2 separate regions of the Homo sapiens genome follow, and region 1 is linked to region 2. Evidence: read pairs that join two places in POLR2A ChIA-PET (ENCODE). Cell type or tissue: Caco-2. All regions are shown on one strand. Each heading gives the region's core, and the rest is flanking DNA. Links, peaks and the distances in the headings are about the cores only.

Region 1 (5,000 bases), core at 1-5,000, 96 kb before region 2:
GAAGCCCCAGCCAACCTATGAGGAGGTGAGGATCTGTGCTCTTGGTCTTATCGCTTTTAGATATTGAGGACTGTGTACGGCCAGTCTGAAGTGTAGTTGAGTATGAACCTTGAGAAAATATTTGTTACTCTTGAAGGAGATCTTTATGGTTAATGGACAGCCAGAATCCAATACAGGAGTCTTTCTTGAGCAGAGTATCTATTGCCCAGAGAGCACGAAGGCTTTCAGTGGTTACTAAAGATACTTAGTGTGCGAAGCTTCCACATTCAGGAGTATAGTTTCTCCTCACTCCCTTCCTAGCCTGCAAGAGGCAAGTCTTTCTAAATCTGGCAGTTATTCATTGTCATCAAAATAAGATTTTAAGGGGATACATGTAACAAAGACTTGTAAGCTGGCTCCTAATTTAAAATTTTGAGAGTTGGTACATTGGGATTGTTGGGAATGGACAAAAGCTGAACACTGAAGGATACATCTTGATTTTATTAGATTGGTATAAGGTTATTACAGGGTAAAATTGATAGCTTTTTTTTTCATATCAACTCTCATGATTTGTCTTTTCTTGAAAAAGCTAGAGGAAGAAGAACAGGAGGATCAATTTGATTTGACAGTCGGTATAACTGATCCTGAGAAGATAGGTAAGTGGTTCTTAGGACTCCTTGTGATGTTAGGATGTGGCTGTGGAAAGCATAGGTAGCTAATTTCAGGATGGCTACCCCCAGAGTTGAACTAGCCAATGTGAAGTACTTCATTAGTATCTTTTCTGTAAAAGTAGACCCCTTGCTATGTTTCTAAGGCCAGAGACTGCTGTTACTCAATGCGTTAGTCAGTCTTTTCTTGGCTTCAGGAAGAAAAATCAGAGTCATCAAATACTACTAGAATCCCTTTTTATTTTTATTCTTTTGGTTTTTTGTTTTTTAGAGACAAGGCCTCATTTTGTCACCCAGAATGGAGCACAGTAGCACTATCATAGCTCACTATCATCTCCAGCTCCTGGACTCAAGCAGTCCTCCCGCCTGAGCCACCCCAGCCGCCCAAGTAGCTGGGACTGCAGGCACGTGCTACCATGCCGACTAATTCTTTTTTTAAGAGATGGGGTCTTGCTATGTTGCCCAGGCTGGTCTCAAACTCCTGGCCTCAAGTGATCCTCCTGCCTTAGCCTCTTAAAGCACCGAGATTACAGGCATGAGCCACCGCACCCAGCTAGAGTCTCTTTTTAAAAACCCCAACAGGCCAGCCATGGTGGCTCACACCTGTAATCCCAGCACTTTGGGAGGCCAAGGCAGGCAGATCACTTGAGGTCAGGAGTTCAGCCAGGCCAACATGGTGAAACCCCATCTATACTAAAAATGCAAAAATTGACCAGGCATGGTGGTGTGCGCCTATAATCGCACCTACTCAGGAGGCTGAGGCCAGAGAATCGCTTGAACCCGGGAGGTGGAGGCTGCAGTGAGCTGAGATCATGCCACTGCCCTCCATCCTGGGTGACAGAGCAAGACTGTGTCTTAAAAAAAAAAAAAAACACACACACACACACAAAAAACATTATCTTCTCCTTCAGAGTTGATAAGACCATTTTACTGTCTTTTGAGATAGTAAATCCAATGTAAGCACCCTAAAAAATACATGTTCTAAAATTGAGGGACACTGAACTTATTTTTTCCCTCAAGAAGTTTGAAACTCTCATTTATACACATACTTTTGATAACCTTATGAGGTGGGGAAGTCTATCTGTGGGATCCAAGTTGAATTGTACTCAAAATTGAAGTTAGATCTTCAAAAAGCATAACACTTAACTTTGTCTGGACTTGGATTTTTAGGATGGCTTTCCCCTCTACCAAGCTTGCAAGAGTTATCCCTGAGTGGAGAACAATAGGCCTCATCTTTCCTTGTTCTAGCTATAGTCCCTTATGGAAGAGGCTATACAGAACCTGTCTTCCTAAACAGGAGTGGTGTTTATACAGTTAAGAGGACAAATGTAATTCTCAACTCTTGGTCTGTTTGGTACTAGGGACAGGAACTTGTTAGACTTTATGCCAAAATGGTTGTCTTTTTTTTTTTTTTTTTTTTTTTGAGACGGGGTCTCACTCTGTCACCCAGGCTGGAGTGCAGTGGTATGATCACAGCTCACTGCAGCCTCGACTTCCCCAGGCTCAGGTGATCCTTCCACCTCAGCCTCCTGAGTAGCTGGGACTACAGATGTGCATCACCATGCCTGGCTAATTTTTTTATATTTTTTGTAGAGACAGGGTTTCACCATGTTGCCTAACCTGGTCTCTGGCCAAAATGGTGGTCATTAAACTATTGATTTTAGGCCAGGTGCAGTGGCTTACATGTGTAATCCCAGCAGTTTGGAAGGCCAAGGCAGGAGGATCACTTGAACCCAGGAGTTCAGGACCAGCCTGCCCAACATGGCAAGACCATGACTCTACAAAAAGTAAAAAATTAGCCCTGTCTCTACAAAAAAATAAAAAATTACAGAGGCATGGCGGTACATGCCTGTAGTCCCACGTACTTGGGAGGCCGAGGTGGGAGGATCATTTGAGCCTGGAAGGTCAAGGCTGCAGTGAGCTGAGGTAATACTACTGCACTCCACGTTGGGTAACAGAGTGAGATCCTGTCTCAAAAAGAAAAAAAATTTTTTTTTAATTTGAACTGTTGAGTTTTACTTTTCCCAGACTGTTGGACTGGTAGGATGTTTTTGAGCGTCTTACACAGTTCTGTCATCTAACAGAAAAGGAAATTGAGGACCAAAAAGGAAGTAGCTTTCCTGGTAGGGCACAGTGTGGCCCATGATAGATCCTGGACCAGGACTTTGGATTATATGTCTAGATTCTCTCTTGCTTCTCTAATATTTATGGATAGTCTATAAACACATTAATTTTAAGCTAGTTATTCACCGCTTTAAATCCTTGGTGGAATAAGATGAATGAATGGCACTTATTCTCTTAAAATGTAATAAGTCATGATGTCTGAACCAGGAGAGGGAACATACTGGTTTCCTAAGGCTGCTGTAGCAAAGTACCACAAACTGGTTAAAACAACAGAAATTTCTCACAGTTTTGGAGGCCAGAAATCTCAAATCCTGGTGTCGGCAGGCCATTCTCCCTGTGAAGGTGCTAGGGAAGGACTGTTCATGCCTCTCTCCCAGCTTCTGGCAGTCTCAGGCCTTCCTCGGCTTGTCGATGCATCACTTCAGTCTCTGCCTTTGCTGTCATGTGGCATCCTTCCTAAGCGTCTCCACATTGCCTTCCCTCTATGCATGTCTATCTCTGTGTGCACATTCCCTCTTTAACAAATAAGGACACCAACCTGAGTGGAGTAGGGCCCACCCTAATGTCTTCATTTTAACTCAGTTACATCGGTAAAGACCCTGTAAGATCACATTCTGAGGAACTGGGAGTTAGAACGTAAAATGTACCTATTTTGAAGGGGACACAATTTATCCCATTACAGAGAGTAATTTAAACAGCCCATGGATCAGATGCATTTAAACACAAATCACTCTTGGTGATAAGTTTTCACCTCCTTGCCCTGTAGTCTAGATTCTTAGTCATGTTGATGCCAAGAAACCAGCTAATTAAAATATTTTCATATTCAAGGCCTGATCTTTATAACAACGCATTCTGTTTGTGTGGGCTGTTTATTCAACATGTGCTTCTTGTTCCTGCACACGTCTAAATAATTTAGAATTCAACTTTTACCAGGATATGCTTTTTAGAGCCTTGGTAATTTGCATATGTTATCTTCAACTCTGAAATTATTCTGGAAATTTACGTAAATTTAAAACCTTGTATTACTAGCTTATTTGCAGATCTGTGTGCTCTCTATGTACATGCAGTATGTCTCTTTTCATGTACATTGCCTAAGTAAAAGCAGCTGAGAAACAAAATATCTGAAGATCCTGCTTTTCTGTTTTCTCTGTGTTTGCATTTAGACTTTCTTAACTGCAGGCACTAAATTATGGGATTGACTTCTTGGACATTTGACCATAACTATTCTGCTGTGAATGAAATTTTGAATATTACTTCTATAAAATAAACTTAGATTTCTTTTTTTTTTTTCTTTTATCAGTAGTAAACATCCTTAGTAGTATTGGGTAATGTTAATAAGGTGGTTTAGAAGAGAACTAAAGTTGGTAATCAGTATAAAATAATTTCTAAAGTTTAGCTTATGGTTTCTGTTTTATATACACCCTTTTGGTAGGGGCTGGGGAAGTATAGCAGACAAGCCCTGTATTCCTGTGTAATCTTCAAATTCTTGGTAAATTTTTCAAAAAGCAGGCATTTCCAGCCATCTTACTGAAACCAAGTTGTAATGTGGGAAGCTGCTGATCCAGTACTGCCTGCTCTTCCTTCCCTTGGCCCCTCACCCCTCACCCCAGAACCAGTTCAGGGGCTTAAGCAGCTGGTAACTGTTGACCTAGGTTTTCCGGTTTGATGTGGGAAGGAATCAAGGGTGGGGGAGGCAGGGAACAAAACCAACCCCAAACACCATAGTCCAGCACTGGAGCTGTGTCTGTTTGGATTCCAGAATATGTCTTTTCAGTGCTCAGGATATCAATGGCATCTTTATCTCCTTAAGTGGTCTAGGTCAGGACATCACCACAGAGAAAAACAATAGCTTGAATCCCAAATTATTTAACAGTCAAAGACTTCTTCATAAAAATAATTGCTCCAGGAAAGGGAGATTTGTGTGACATTAGGCAGCCAAAGTGTCTTCCTGCCAGACCCTTTGCTCTTGGTGAACATGCTAGATCAGAGAGGTCAGTGTCCCCCCCGGCACCAATGGAGGGGGTTGTGACGATATTTCTGAAAGAGCAAATCGAGCCCAGAGCTAGCCTAGGGTAGAACTACTTGTTTCCTTTTATATCAGTTGCTTCCTTCTCCTCCTGCTTTATACAGCAAGAGAATTGTTTGGTTTTGGACAGATGTGTGTAACCAGCCCAAATATTGGCATGGTAACAACTGATGGATTGTCAGTATCCAGTGCTGCTTTGTGGA
Region 2 (8,472 bases), core at 1,531-6,530:
GAGGCAGGCAGATCACTTAAGGCCAGGAGTTCAAGACCAGCCTGGCCAACATGGTGAAATCCCGTCTCTATTAAAAGGACAAAAATTAGCCAGGTGTGGTGATGCATGCCTGTAATCCCAGCTACTCGGGAGGCTGAGGCAGGAGAATTGCTTGAACCCGCGAGGCAGAGGTTGCAGTGAGCCGAAATCGTGCCACTGCACTCCAGCCTGGGTGATAGAGCGAGACTACATCTCAAAAAAATAAATAAAATAAAATACATCTTAGTGTGCAATAGTTCACTAATATTTAAGAATATTTTATAATTATTTCTGCCTAGGAGTATGGAATCTGAGAATATTCTGCTTGTCTACTCTCTAGAATGTTGATTTTCAAACATGTTTTTTTCAATCACCTAGGAGTCTTTTCTTCAAATAGAATCTTCCATGGAAGCCCAATATATGAAACATAAAAAAGGGAGGCTTTTTTGAAGTGGATAAGCCTAGGGCTCTGCCTGCTTGGTCTCCCCACTGTTCCTTAGGCTTCTCTGACAAATACTCTCCCCCTTGGGCTAGTTCCTCACAGGTAAGGTCTTCTGCCTTGATTAGAGCATTTAACAATATTTGTGCAGGTTGTTTATCCTGAGTAAATTGCAAGACTAATGGTAAACCAAGTATATTTTCACTGAATAAGACAGAAGCTCTTCCTTGAAGACTTCTGTGCAGAACTATGTGCAGTGAACAGAAGTCTACTCCATTTTTAGTGAGGCACTCTTCCCCACCGCTGACCCAGCCTGATGTCCTCTTCAGGACTATCATATATAGGGTCATACATAAGTAAATACCAAATTCATTACTAAACTCATTAAAATGCTATCCTCTTTTTACAATAATTCAAGTACTCACACTGCTCAGAAACTAAACATTTGGAAACAGTGTAAAGAATTAAGAACCTATGCATAGTCTATAGGATTCTTTGAAAAGTCATTAACTTACCATCTCAACTTCTCATGTATAAAAATCACTCAACCTTGTGAAACAATAAAAACCACAAGTTGTAATGCACAATGGGGATATAATGTTACAGAAATAATAAACTGTTCTAATGACTCGCCCCTTTCATGGAACAGAAAAAAACACACCTTTGCCAAGATGCGTGTTGATAGACATATATCTTGCAGTTCCAGTTAAACTTTTGTGTTCCCTATAAGGTATGTGTTTTTTGGTTTCGGGGTCAATGTATTCCTTGGCCAGTCCAAAGTCTATAATGTGTATAACATGCTCTTTCTTATTGCCTTGTCGACCAATCAGGAAGTTCTCTGGCTTGACATCTCGGTAAATGAGGTTCTTTGAGTGCACGTATTCCATTCGAGAAAGCTGAAAGAGAAACAAATGATAGAAAGACTGTAAAGAAGTATATCAGGAAAATACATCAAAACAGTTTCTTTAGCCAGACCAAGGTTTTAATTATTGAAATAACAGTAAAATTCATCTCCTTTCACCGCCCTGAGTCACTTCACTGACTTGTAAACAAAAAAATATTTTGCTATAAATACGTACACAACAAATATCAAGACTAGGAAAAAAAGTGGGATAGTACAGGTCTGCTAAAATGATAGCTCAATTTTACCTCATAATGTCACAATTTGCAAATGACAAATGAAATCAGTTGTTTATATGCTACGTCAGAAAATTAAGCATTTGAGACAAAAGAAGTATTCCCAGGTAGGATATCAAACTGTTGGTGACCTTTGAGACAAATGCCACTGCTACATTCACCTTCTGCCCACATCTTCTTATGCTTATTTGGACAAGACTACCCAACCCAGTTTTCGATGTTGTGAGGCCCAGAGAAGTTAATACTGGCCTGACATCACATAGCTAATTAGCAGCAGAGACAGGGAAACAGTTCATTATTATTATTATTATTTTTGAGACGGAGTCTTGCTCTGTCACCCAGGGTGGAGTGCAGCCTCAGCCTCCTGGGTTCTAGCAATTCTCGTGCCTCAGCCTCCCGGGTAGCTGGGATTACATGCACATGCCACCATGCCTGGCTAATTTTTGTATTTTTAGTAGAGACAGGGTTTCACCATGTTGGCCACACTGGTCTCAAACTCCTGACCTTGGGTGATCCGTCCTCCTCGGCCTCCCAAAATGCTAGGATTACAGGCATGAGCCACCATGCCTGGCCGAAACAGTTCATCGTTGTTGTTTTAAATTTATTTTCAGATTATTTTTGTAGAGATGGGGTCTATGTTGCCTACGCTGGTCTCAAACTCCTGGCCTCAAGTGACCCTCCCACCTCAGCCTCACAAAGTGCTGGGATTATAGACACGAGCCACCATGCCTGGCCAGGGCTATAGTTTTTATGTTAAGTTAAATATAACCAAAAATAATAATCATAAAAGCATTTCAAATTTTATTAAGTATTTCTATCTACTAAGCTTTTCTACTAACTTTTTTTTTTTTTTTTTTTTTTTTTTGAGATGGAGTCTTGCTCTGTCGCCCAGGCTGGAGTGCAGTGGCACGATCTCGGCTCACTGCAAGCTCCACCTCCTGGGTTCACGCCATTCTCCTGCCTCAGCCTCCTGAGTAGCTGGGACTAAAGGCGCTCGCCACCACGCCCAGCTAATTTTTTGTATTTTTAGTAGAGATGGGGTTTCACTGCGTTAGCCAGGATGGTCTCGATCTCCTGACCTCATGATCCGCCCACCTTGGCCTCCCAAAGTGCTGGGATTACAGGCGTGAGCCACCATTCCCAGCCCTTTTCTACTAACTTTTAGTAGAGAAAGAGAAGCTCAGATATTTGAATTTGGGGCTCAAAAGTCAAAGTCAATTATCTAACATTTCCAAATTTTTATAGGACAGTGGGAGAGACCATTACCATTTTAAACAAATGAAGATATATTTGCATCCTTCCCCAAAGGGCTTGTGACAAACTTCTCAAAGGAACTGTTGGAACTGCTTCTTAAACTGGTATTTGTGTATAATTTGGTAGGAGCTACAAGAGCTGCCTCTTCAGCTGAAATTTGTCTCTGAGAGAACTGGAGGCCTGAGAACTACAGCAAATTCCTAGTCACACAATTTTGAATCTGAGTGTTAGTGCAATGGGTTATAACATCAATCTTTTCTTGGTTGCAACAGTGAAGGGAGAGATAGGACATGACAAAACCTTACAGCTATATTTAAAACACATAAATAGGCTGGGTGCAGTGGTTCATGCCTGTAATCCTAGCACATTGGGAGGCCGAGGTGGGAGGACTGCTTGAGACCAGTTTAGACAAGCCTGGGCAACATAGTGGGAGTCTGTCTCCAAAACACTTTTTTTTTTTTAAATGAGCTGGCATGGCACCTGCAGTCCTAGCTGCTGGAGAGGCTGAGGCAGGAGAATCACTTGAGCCTAGGAGTTTGAGGTTGCACTGAGCTATGATCATGCTACTGTACTCTAGCCTGGGTGACAGAGACCCTGTCTCAAAAATGAAAAACAAAACAAAACAAAATCAAATAAATTATTCACATTTTTACAACTCCATCTAATCGACCTCTTTCTCCCTAATCTAAATTATATACTTCCTCTTCAGTTAAGGGCAGAGCATTGCTCCAAGGTGCAAAGTCTTAAAATAGAGCAAATTGCAGATGTAGTGTGACTTCTCTGAATTTACCCTTTTTGCCCCAGCCAGCTTCCCAGAATGCCATCAAGCCTGTGAGTACTAATTCTTGATGTGTTGCTACGGCTAGTAAATCACCAAAAGGCCCACAAGGATGTGGCTGAGGAACCAGCTTATTCTCTTCTAGAAGAGCAATTCCAACTTACCAGCTGGATGGCTATCATTAACACCGTCTTCAAAGTAAATGTTCGGTCACAGAGGTCAAACAAGTCCTCCAAGCTAGGGCCAAGGAGCTCCAGCACCATGGCATTATATTTCCCACATGGTCCAAAGTAATACACCTGTGGGAGACCTTCACCTGAAAGCAGAGGGGAAATGGGGGTATACAGTGGGAGACACAAAAGCCAAAATATGAGATAACAGTATTAGCACTGAATAAAATATTTTTAAAAGTACAATTTGTGAGATTTCCATTTTCTTTCATAGTCCCTACTGGAAACTCAAACTGAGCACAACAGCTTCAATGGGAACTAATAATGATGGGAAAGGCTAAGTCATTGCACAATACGTTCAAATGAGTAGTTATTTAATACCACAGTGCCAAAAACATTTCCACTGCTATAAGATAGAGAATGGTCCCTGATCCATTGGATCTTCCCAAAAGGATGCCTGAAAGTGCAGTATCATAAAAGGCTCAAAGGATGGCTCACTGAGCTCAAAGGCCAGGCTAACATAACTTGTTACATTATCTGGTTCATGAGCACTCTCTATGCTTACTGCCATAGCCACATGGGCTATTTGGAACTGTTGCCCTATGGACAACTCAGACTGAAGAGGCAAGGTCACAGAGCGTGCAGCCTGGCCCCAGGCCAGCACAACTGGCCCTCTTTTCACAGGGAGTCTCTATAGTTTTTTGTTTTTTATCAGCTGGAGAAAAGTCAACAGACACTTAGTGTTTGGTTGCTGATAAGTGCTGATGAAAGGAAAAGGGGGAAAAAACACAAGGCTGGGTTTTCCCCAGATTTGAAATTCATAACTATTAAGAAGCCAAAATCCAGACTTTCTCACCTAAGTGGCAAATTGTGAATGAATTTCCTTTATAAAGTGCATTGTAAATATGAGGCATTCACTAAATATATAACTGGTACCATGAGAATAGTAGATATTAAATAGGATTACAGACGCCAGGCGCAGTGGCTCATGCCTGTAAGTCCAGCACTTTGGGAGGCTGAGGTGAGTGGATCACAAGGTCAAGAGTTTGAGACCAGCCTGGCCAACATGGTGAAACTGTCTCTACTGAAAATACAAAAATTAGCTGGGCATGGTGGCACGCACCTATAGTCCCAGCTACTCAGGAGGCTGAGACAGGAGAATCGTTTGAACTCAGGAGGCGGAGGTTGCAGTGAGCTGAGATGGCGCCACTGCACTCCAGCCTGGGTGACAGAGCGAGACTCCATCTCAAAAAAAAAAAAAAAAGATTATAGAACACTTAAAAAATTATCTGGTTTCACAGAGCAGAAACATTCCCATCTTATATATTTATGTATATAGTGGTCTACAGTTGCATATGTTGTAGATTATTGTTTGCTTCTGCCTCTAAGTGTTTTAACTTGAGACAAGGTCTCAGTGTTACCCAGGCTGGAGTGCAGTGGTAAGATCTCGGCTCGCAATCTCTGCCTCCCGGACTAACGCGATCTTCCCAGCTCAGCCTCCCAAGTAGCAGCTGGGACTGTAGGCTCGCTCTACCACACCAGACTAAATTTTTGATTTTTTATAGAGATGGGGTCTCACTATGTTACTCAGGCTGGTCCTGAACAACTCCCAAGCTCAAGCAATCCTCCCTCCTTGGCCTCCCAAAGTGCTGGGAATACAGGCATGAGCTACTGTGTCCAGCCCCATTCCCTTTTTATTTCTATGGGTGGGATATAGACAGATGTACATCTAACACATACTTCTCTCGAGGGTAGGTCTCACATATTTGGAATTAATAACTATTTCATATATTGTATTAGTCTATCTTGATTCATTAAATCCTAAACAACTTTTTTTTTTTTTTAGACAGAGTCTCATTCTGTCACCCAGGCTGGAGTATAGTGGCGCAATCTTGGCCCACTGTAACCTCCGCCTCCTGGGTTCAAGCAATTCTTGCGCCTCAGCCTCCCAAGTAGCTGAGATTACAGGCATGGTGTCCACCAATTTTTTTTTGCATTTTTTGGAGAGACAGGGTTTTGCCATGTTGGCCAGGCTGCTCTCGAACTCCCGACTTCAAGTGATCCATCCACCTCAGCCTCCCAAAATGCTGGGATTACAGGCGAGAGCTACCATGCCCGGCCTAAATCCTAAACAACTTGAACATTTTCTTTAAATATGTTTATTCCTAGCTTGTATCCTCTAACATATGTTACTCCTGCTAGTTCAATAAATATCTGTTCAATTGTTTTTGTTGTTGTCTTGATTCTCCCTATCTCCAAAAGAGAAAAGGATTTAATTTGAAGTGTTTTTTTTTTTTTTTTTTTTTACATGGAGTTTCACTCTGTAGCCCAGGCTGGAGTGCACTGGCGCCATCTCGACTCACTGCAACCTCCGCCTCCCGAGTTCAAGCCATTCTCCTGCCTCAGCCTCCTGAGTAGCTGGGATTACAGGTGCACACCACCACGCCCAGCTAATTTTTGTATTTTTAGTAGAGACAGCGTTCCCCCATGTTGGCCAGGCTGGCCTCAAACTCCTGACCTCAGGTGATCCGCCCGCCTCAGCCTCCCGAAGTGCTGGGATTACAGGCGTGAGCCACCACACCAGGCCCCAAAGAGTCTTTTTTTCCCGGTTGTTTTGAAGAAGTCATTTTTCAGCTTTTTAAAAATATATAAAACCCAACTAGTTGTTTCCAATGACTCCTGCTGAGACATCCAAAGCAGAACACTCTGTCCTAGAGATTTACTGCTTTTATTAATCAGACACATGGTAAATGCAGTTTGGGGATCTTTTAAATTTATGTCCTATATAAGGATTTAATGCCACTAAAATGTTATTTTCCTAATATAAATATTATATTCTTCAAAGCAGGTTGTGGCAGCGCCTGTTGTTTGCATGCCCAATATCCATTCTCCCTCTCCTTTTTTCTTTTGAGACAGTGTCTCACTGTGTCACCCAGGCTGGAGGGCAGTGGTATGACCATGGCTCACTGCAGCCTCGACCTCCTGGGACCAAGCAATCCTCCTGCCTCAGCCTCCCAAACAGCTGGGAGCACAGGCACATGACACCACATCGGGCTAGTTTCTTAAATTTTTTCCAGAGATGAGCTCCCACTATGTTGTCCAGGCTGGTCTTGAATTTCTGGGCTCAACTGATCCTCCTGCTTTGACCTCCCAAGTGCTAAGATTACAGGGATGCCTCTCCCCTTCTTTTTTTCTTTTTCTTTTCTTTTCTTTTTTTTTTTTTTTGAGACAGAGTCTCGCTCTGTTGCCAGGCTGGAGTGCAGTGGCACGATCTCAGCTCAATGCAACCTCCACCTCCTGAGTTCAAGTGATTCTCGTGCCTCGGCCTCCCAAGTAGCTGGGATTACAGGCACGTACCACCACACCTAGCTAATTTTTAAATTTTTAGTAGAGATGGGATTTCGCCATGTTGGCCAGGATAGTCTCGATCTCCTGACCTCGTGATCTGCCTGCCTTGGCCTCTCAAAGTGCTGGCATTACAGGTGTGAGCCACCACGCCCAGCCTCCCCTTCTTTTAAAATAACATAACTTTTTTTTTTTTTTTTGAGACAGAGTCTTGCTCTGTTGCTCAGGCCGGAATGCAGTGGCGTGGTCTCAGCTCACTGCAACCTCCGCCTCTTGGGTTCAAGCCATTGTCCTGCCTCAGCCTCCTGAGTAGCTGAGATTACAGGCACCTGCCACCATGCCTGGATAATTTTTGTATTTTTAGTAAAGACGAAGCTTCATCTTGCTGGTCAGGCTGGTCTTGAACTCCTGACCTCAAGTGATCCACCCAACTCAGCCTCCCAAAGTGCTGGTATTATAGGCATGAGCCACCATGCCTGGCCCAGAACTTCTAATTGTTGCAAATAGCAACTTGCCCAGTTATAACTCCAGTCTCCCTTGACAATTAGGAAAGACCAATGAGATGGAAGCAGAAATGAGTGTATAACTCTTTTTTTTTTTTTTATTCAGAGTCTTGCTCTGCTGCCCAGGCTGGAGTGCAGTTGCATGATCTTAGATCAGTGCAACCTCCGCCTCCTGGGTTCAAGCTTTTCTCTTGCCTCAGCCTCCTGAGTAGCTGGGACTACAGACTCAGCTAATTTTGTTTTTAGTTTTACTCTTGCCTCAGCCTCCTGAGTAGCTGGGACTACAGACTATGGCTAATTTTTTTTTTGTTTGTTTTTGGTAGAGATGAGATTTCACCATGTTGGCCAGGCTGGTCTCAAACTCCTGGCCTCAAGTGATCTGCCTGCCTTGGCCTCCCAAAGTGCTGGGATTACAGGCATGAGCCTCCGTGCCTGGCCACTGAGTGTATAATTCTAAAAAAATTCTTTCAAGAGAGATGGCTAGAATGAAAGGTCCAGAAGCCATCTAGAATCACCAGACATCTTGACGATGTAAAGTAGTGCCAAGAATAGATGGAGCAAAAAACAGAACCTAAGTCCCTGATGGCTGTGGAGTAACCATGCTAATGTTGGACTTTTCTTCTCTCTGGATTTTTTTTATCAAAAAGAAAAATCAATCTCCACCTTGACTGAGCTACTTGTATTTGGATTTTTAAAAAGCAGCCAACTCTAATCCTAATTAATAAACATATTACTCCATTCGTTGGTTAAATTGCAAATCTGGGCATAATATCCTCTTTCTAAAGTACAAGCTAAAAGTCAGGCTTGCTTAGAAATATAATATTGGCA

What was found. ChIA-PET counts read pairs that join two places held together with the same protein. Peaks named below come from ENCODE experiments on the same cell type or tissue, not always from the same donor. Only the 100,000 strongest peaks of a DNase experiment are listed, where the experiment ranks them.
Region 1: POLR2A ChIA-PET joins it to region 2 with 7 read pairs; 2 of 35 experiments call an interaction of 5 or more read pairs at or near these places.

What each region holds. Positions count from the first base shown.
Region 1 is chr15:64,118,220-64,123,219 of GRCh38, forward strand. It overlaps SNX1 (sorting nexin 1), which reads left to right. Exons shown (of 15, transcript NM_003099.5): 3 at 1-25; 4 at 569-635. Among named protein-coding and RNA genes, the nearest start is that of SNX1, 25 kb to the left of the region's middle. In Caco-2, for the core only: no CTCF peak of the experiment used is centred there; no DNase peak of the experiment used is centred there.
Region 2 is chr15:64,212,772-64,221,243 of GRCh38, forward strand. CSNK1G1 (casein kinase 1 gamma 1) reads right to left here. Exons shown (of 12, transcript NM_022048.5): 5 at 3,791-3,942; 6 at 1,119-1,353. Among named protein-coding and RNA genes, the nearest start is that of PPIB, 54 kb to the left of the region's middle. In Caco-2, for the core only: no CTCF peak of the experiment used is centred there; a DNase peak (open chromatin) is centred at 4,420.